2 separate regions of the Homo sapiens genome follow, and region 2 is linked to region 1. A link is a contact called in ENCODE Hi-C or POLR2A ChIA-PET data. All regions are on one chromosome and are shown on one strand. Each heading gives the region's core, a stretch centred on a gene start or an enhancer-like site at or near the end of the contact. The rest is flanking DNA. Distances are from core to core; before and after follow the strand shown.

The links. Hi-C counts contacts between places; a loop is a spot of excess contacts on that map. ChIA-PET counts read pairs that join two places held with the same protein, here RNA polymerase II (POLR2A). Pooled maps may share reads with other maps.
Region 2: a loop to region 1 is called in a map of ascending aorta, with 1.9 times the contacts of the local background. The contact joins the promoter of DUSP28 here to the enhancer-like site in region 1. A Hi-C loop is called at or near these places in 1 of 168 maps with a recorded cell type or tissue (ascending aorta) and 8 of 50 pooled maps. POLR2A ChIA-PET finds 5 or more read pairs at or near these places in 2 of 52 experiments (PC-9 and activated naive CD4-positive, alpha-beta T cell).

The regions. Positions count from the first base shown.
Region 1 is chr2:240,368,629-240,371,864 of GRCh38, forward strand. No RefSeq gene overlaps it. Among named protein-coding and RNA genes, the nearest start is that of GPC1, 65 kb to the right of the region's middle. RefSeq lists enhancers at 1-3,236, 1,002-1,891. Within about 2 kb of position 1,628, at least 25 of the 41 ENCODE cell types and tissues checked have a DNase peak (open chromatin) inside an H3K27ac peak, as active enhancers do; they include PC-9 and ascending aorta, where a contact is called at or near this core.
Region 2 is chr2:240,558,418-240,561,653 of GRCh38, forward strand. DUSP28 (dual specificity phosphatase 28) reads left to right here and starts at 1,940. Exons shown (of 2, transcript NM_001370465.2): 1 at 1,940-2,660; 2 at 2,913-3,236. The coding sequence starts at 2,268. The coding sequence ends at 3,050. It also overlaps a transcript of ANKMY1 not described here. RefSeq lists silencers at 1,789-2,198, 2,379-2,428 and enhancers at 2,525-2,666, 2,699-2,768, 2,799-3,158.

The DNA of each region.
Region 1 (3,236 bases), core at 378-2,877:
TCTCTTGTTTCTACACCACCAGGTCTATGGTAATTTTGTTATACCAAGACAAACAGCCAAGACAGGCAGAGCCTGGAGGGGTGGGGTGAGCTCAGGGGTGCCCAGGGCAGAGCCTGGGGACAGAGTAAGCTCAGGGGCACCCAGGGCAGAGCCTGGGGGCACGAGAGGACAGGCCTGTTTCCCCTGCAGCGAGCATTCTCTGTCCCCCACTGCATTGCACAACAGGCTGGGCACAGGCAACCCTGGCTGCTCTCTGGCTCCGTGCCTGGCAAGGCCCATCACCTTGTGCCCAGGGTCAGGCCACTCCACGGGCAGAGTCTGAGCTGCTCTCAGCATTGTCTTGGGGCCAACTCCTGGTGTCAGGTGTCTCCCGGACCTAGGCTGGAACGTGGGGCCACTCAGGCGTCTCTGACAGGTAGGATCCAGGCACAGGTGGCTCACGATTGATCGACCGTGTGGGGGTTAAATGTCTCCCTAATAAGCCCTCCCACACCTCCTTTCCAGCAGCTGCTAAATGCCCTCAGGGCACCTCATCTGCACAAATTAAAGTCTCCTGACCCTTGTCTGTGCAACCAAACTTCCTGAAGGCAGCTTCTGTCTCGTGTCTGCTCAGAACACCACAGCGGGTCCCACCGCCGTGATGCTAAGAGTCATCTGACCTGTCCCCACCTGCCCTTCCTGCTTCACCTGCCCCACCCACGCTTGCATCCCCCATTCACCTGGTCCTGAAGCTGGGAACCCACCTCCCTACACTCAGCCCAACAAAGAGCAGCCATCCCCAAGCCCTGAGTGACTATGGCCCCCCCACCCGCCCCCCCACCCACATCTGGTTCTGCAGAGAGCTGCATGCCTCCAGGTCAGGGCTGCCTGCTCCAAGGTCACCGGTACCCAGTCCAAGGTCGGGGGCATCCTATCTAAGGTCGGGGGACCACATGCCTGCAGGTCAGGGCTGCCTGCACCAAGGTCAGGGCTGCCTGTTTGAAGTTGGAACCAGACCTGATTTACCAACACTGTGCCCAGTCAGGGCCTGGACACAGCAGGTTTTAATATCTGTCCAAGGAATGAAGGCAGAAGTAAAGGAAGCCTTCTCCATTCTTTCAGCAGCCTTGGACGTACACTGGGCAGGGCGAGGGACACTGGGCATGCTTTTCTGAGCAGCAAGGACTGGAGTCCCCGACCAACAACCTCAGGGACCAGCCTCAGGGCATGGGAGGACTTGAGGGAGGAGGACCCTGGGAAAACCTTCCAGAGCCCTCTCTGCCAGAGAGAGGTGTGCCTTGCCCAAGATCACTTATCCTGGAGGGACACGAGCTGACACAGACACGGCCCAGGACAACCCTGGCAGCCTCTCGCCTCCTGGACTCCCTGAGTCTCCAGCTTTGCCGTGATGCCAGGGTCCCGGTCCAAGGCCAGCCTCCTCTCAGCCAGGCAGCCCACCCCAGCCCAGCCAGGACCAGCTGTGTCTGGGGGAGGAGGGTGGCCCTGCGGTGGGGGCTGTGGGGAAGGGGCAGATGTATGACAAGAGGGGCATTGTCCACACTCCTGACCAGACTTCCAGGAGCTCCAGGGGCGGGAGCAGCAAGGCAGGCTCTGAGCTGCAGGATCCAAAAATAGCCTGGGGTGCGGCCAGTGGCCAGGGTTGGGCAGCTGACTTCACGCCACAAGCATCCCGGGAAGGCTCAGCTGTCTGTGGCCGCACCTGCTGGGCCTCTACCCGGAATGCTGCCCTCAGCGGGATGGGCCTGTAACGGGCCCCTGGGCCACCCACATGCAGAAAGCCCAGCTCCTCCTGAGGCCCCAGAAGCACCCTCGGGTGCCTGGAGGCTGCTGTGTTTCTCGCCCTGACTTGTCCATGGACCCTGGGACAGCCACGGCCCTCACCAGGCCTGGGCCACTTTGCAAGCTGTGGGGGGTGCTGTCTCCCCATTGAGAGTCCCTGGAGATTTGCCCCACGGGTTGGGGAATGACAGCATGACCCCCACCTACACAAGGCAGAGACCCTTGTTCTCCTGGAGTCAGTGGCCCTGTGGGCCCCAACGCTGGGCTCGGGAGAGATTCGCCACATCCAATTGAAAAATGAAGTGGGTGAGCCAGGCACAGTGGCTCATGCCTATAATCCCAGCACTTTGAGAGGCCGAGGCGGGCAGGTCACTTGTGGTCAGAAGTTTGAGACCAGCCTGGCCAACACGGTGAAACCCCTTCTCTGCCAAAAACACAAAAATCAGCCGGGCGTGGTGGTGTGTGCCTGTAATCCCAGCTACTCAGGAGGCTGAGGCAGGAGAAGAGATTGAACCCGGGAGGCAGAGGTTGCCGAGATCGCACCACTGCACTCCAGCCTGGGCGACAGAGTGAGAGCCTGTCTCAAAAAAAGAAAAATGAAGTGGGTGACAACGTTTCATTTCATTCCTGATGCAATTCACGTTTCCTCCGCAAAGGCTTCAGGGCCACGTGGACCATCCACAGGACCCTGGGTATTCCCTGCAGCCCCCAAGCCCCGCCATGGCTGACAGAGGGTGAGGGGCTTGCCCTGGAAGGGTTGGAGCTGGGGACAAGCATCTTCTGGGACCCGGCATCAGAAACAGCTCTTAAGGGACAGACAGTAAATTCCTGCAGCTCAGCCAAATGCTGTGGGGGACATGACCAGAGGAAGGCGGTTCCACACCAGGGAGGGCCTCTGGGAGGCCATGGCCTTTCCAGGGACGAGAAGCAGGCAAGGAAGCCTTGTGTACCAGGGGAGGTGCTCCCGACAGGCTAGCAGCAGAGGCAAAGGCCCAGGGCAGCAGCGGTCAGCTTGGGGTCCGAGGACAGCTAGGACATTGGTGTGGCTGCCGCTGAGGGAACCAGACAGAGGATGGCCACACGTGGGGACCCTGAATCTTATTCTGATGTCAAGCCGGTCAGGGTGTGAGCAGAGACAGGCGCTCCCTTCCCTTGCTTGGGATCCAGCCTTCCCCTGGAAGGGGCCCTGCAGGCTGCCGAGGGGCAGGGAGGAGGCAGAGGCAGATACAGAGGCTGACGCAGAGGCATAGCACTGCTGGCCTTGAGTGGCGGGTGCCCCGGGGCTCTGGGATCCATCCTGTTGGGGATACAATGAAGCCACAGCAGGCCAATGAGTTGAAGGACAGGAGTCAGGAGAGCAGTGAGGGCGAGGTGGGCTCGGGTGTGGCGGGCCCTGGACAGCTGGCCACTGTTTCTGGGACTTTGGATGGTGGCGTGGAGCCTGGCATTTTGTCCTG
Region 2 (3,236 bases), core at 690-3,189, 190 kb after region 1:
ATGAGGGAGGCCGCAAGAGTCACCGCAGAGAAGAGGGATTGGCTGTCTTGGACCCTCCGAGGGCCTCGGGGAAGGACTGCAGGAGAGCGGATTCTTGATGGGGCTTCACAGGATGCGCAGGAGCTCTCCAGGCTACAGAGCGCATTTCAGGAACTGGACTGGGATGTACAGAGGCACCATGGTGGGAAACAGCTGGGCCTTCCTGCAAAGAGGGGAGAGGCTCTTGGAGGTGCAGGGCTTGCGTTTTCTCAACCCAGACTGCCTCTGAGAACAGGGCAGGGGGTGTGAAGAGCTGATGCCCTGGCCCTCCCCACTGGCTAGCTTTCCGGGGACTAAGGACTAAGGCTGGGCCAGGATTCTGGGGTTCTAGGGGCTCTGCCTCCACACGCCAGTGCCTGTCTGTTGAGTTCACTTCTCTCTAAAATCTCATTTTACACCACGACCCAGTACAAACCACTCAGAAAAATGTTTCATTAAAAGTTCGGCATACTACATGCATGCACTCTAATATTTTCATGTAGTCTATTATTTCTCTAAAAACTAAAATGCTGATCATGACCCACAGAATTGATTTCACAACCCACATTAGTTGTGAATTACAACTTGCTAAGGAGTCAGAACCAACATGTAGAAACCCTCTGTTCTTAGCAAGCACATTCTGGTTACACTGTGGGGGACTAGCACCAAGTCCAGGAGACAGAGGCTGGCCCAGACTAAGTGTGGCAATGAGATGCAGAGACACTTAGGATGAATTGGTTCCCAATCCATTACCTCAATGGAGTGGGAGCATGATGGTTCAAGTAGCAGGCTTTGGAGCAGAAAACCCACCTCAACCATCCTCCAACCGTAAAGGGTGATGATGATTCATGAAACAGTCCAGGAGGAGGAGGGACTTCAGGTTTTGTTTGATTCATTTCAGTGGCCCAACAGTGGCATCAAGGACCTTGGCTCTCCCATCTCCTCTGCTTTCACCCAAGGCTGGCTTCCCCTTATGGCCATGAGAGAACAGAGGAGCCTTCCAAAGTGCTCTCTCCTTCATGGGTTATTAGACACCAAGCTCATTCCCAGAGCAGTCACGGGAGTGTGGCCTTCACTTTTGGCCAGAGACAGAGCCAACTCCTAGAAAGCGGAGGGAGACAGTGTCCCAACCTAATCAATGGCTCCCATGAACGCCAGGGAAAAAAAGGGAATTCCACTCCTCCATCCTAGGAAAGTTGGAGTCCTTCCTTAGGGTGGAGGAAGTGGGAAACAGATGCTGATAAGACCTCCACGGAGGTGATGTCTGGAGCTGCAACCAGGGAAGACCTGGCTGCAGACATATTTGAGTCTTTAGCTCAAGAGTGAACCCCAGGCTGCAATAAAGATCTGACAGTTACCAATGCTAGAAGGCTGATGGACAAAGCAATGACGATAACCCAGAGAGAGACTGTATGCAACTGAAACTTCAATTGCTAAATGTCTGTAGGGCTGTTGAGACAGTTGCTTTTCAGTGTATCCATTGCCTGAAAATTACCAGATGTCAGAAAAATTGAAGGAGTCTTAAATGGCAATTTCATGGACATTAAGTGATATTAAATTTTTTAAAGTTACAATGCTGACCCCAATAAATTACTTAGAAACAGCAAAAGGAATAGTGTGGTCTATGAAGAAGTGATGAAAATAGAAATTAGTTTTATTTTATGAGCCATGTGTTATAATACATAGAAAAAAATGCACCAATTACAAAGCGGGCCACAAAAAGGAATAAACGTAAAGCCGACAACGCAGTCACTAGGGAAAGGGTGAAGACACGGGAACCACGCAGCCCGCCGTCCACGTGCACCGGGTAGCCACGGGGCCCTAGCCGAACGACGCGGACGCGAAGTGGGCGGGCCCGGCCAAGCCACGCCTCCGCGCCAGACGCCGCAGTAGAGCGGGCAGGGCGCTGCGCCCAAGAGCCACAGACGCAAGCCCAGTGCCACAGGCCGCGGGGGCGGGGAGGACGGCGCCCGGGGACAGAGAACATGGGACGCAGAGCGGTCCAAGGCCCCGGCGCCCTGGTGAGGCCCAAACCTCCCGCCATGCCCCGGCCCCAACGAGACCCAAGCCCCCTGTCCCGGCCCAGCGCCCGCGGGGGACCCAAGCCCCAGCCTGGTCCACCTCGGAGGCCTCTAGGACCCGGGGGCGCCCGGCGGCCCGCCCGGCTCCCACAAATAGACTCCTGGGCGGGCGCCTGAGCCCCCAAAATAGATCCTCAGGGCCCAAAAGCAGACTCTTCGGCGGGCGCCATGGGACCGGCAGAAGCTGGGCGCCGCGGGGCCGCCTCGCCCGTACCTCCACCGTTGGTGCGCGTCGCGCCCTCACTCTTCCTCGGGAGCGCGCGAGCCGCGGGCGCGGAGGAGCAGCTGGCGCGCGCGGGAGTCACGCTGTGCGTCAACGTCTCCCGCCAGCAGCCCGGCCCGCGCGCGCCCGGCGTGGCAGAGCTGCGCGTGCCCGTGTTCGACGACCCGGCTGAGGACCTGCTGGCGCACCTGGAGCCCACGTGCGCCGCCATGGAGGCCGCGGTGCGCGCCGGCGGCGCCTGCCTAGTCTACTGCAAGAACGGCCGCAGCCGCTCGGCCGCCGTCTGCACCGCGTACCTCATGCGGCACCGCGGCCTCAGCCTGGCGAAGGCCTTCCAGGTGGGCGGGCCTTTAGGGGGGCGGTGTTTCGAGAGGGGCGTGTCTTCCGGGGACGAGTTTTCCGGGCGGGGCCGGCTTCGGGATTGGGACAGGCACTTCCGGGAGGGGCGGGTCTCTCTCGTGAGGGCGGGCTTAGGGAAGCAGAGAGGCACTTCCGGGTTGGGCGGGGCCCACTCTTACAGCTGGGCCCGCCTTGGCCCCTGCTGGCCATTAGCGCGACTTGGGGTTATTCAGTACACTTCTTGTTTGCAGATGGTGAAGAGCGCTCGCCCGGTAGCAGAACCGAACCCGGGCTTCTGGTCTCAGCTCCAGAAGTATGAGGAGGCCCTCCAGGCCCAGTCCTGCCTGCAGGGAGAGCCCCCAGCCTTAGGGTTGGGCCCTGAGGCTTGAAGCTTGAAGGCCTGCTGCCTGGAGGAAGGATGTCCCTGCACTGATACAGAAGGCTGGTCTTTACCCTTCTTCCTCACTGTCATATCGAGTTTTCCTTTGTGTGTGTGTGTGTGAAACATAGTGCTTTTAATTTTATATTTCCGGCTGAGGTGATGCACAAATTATCTTACAGACACAAAAAGAAAT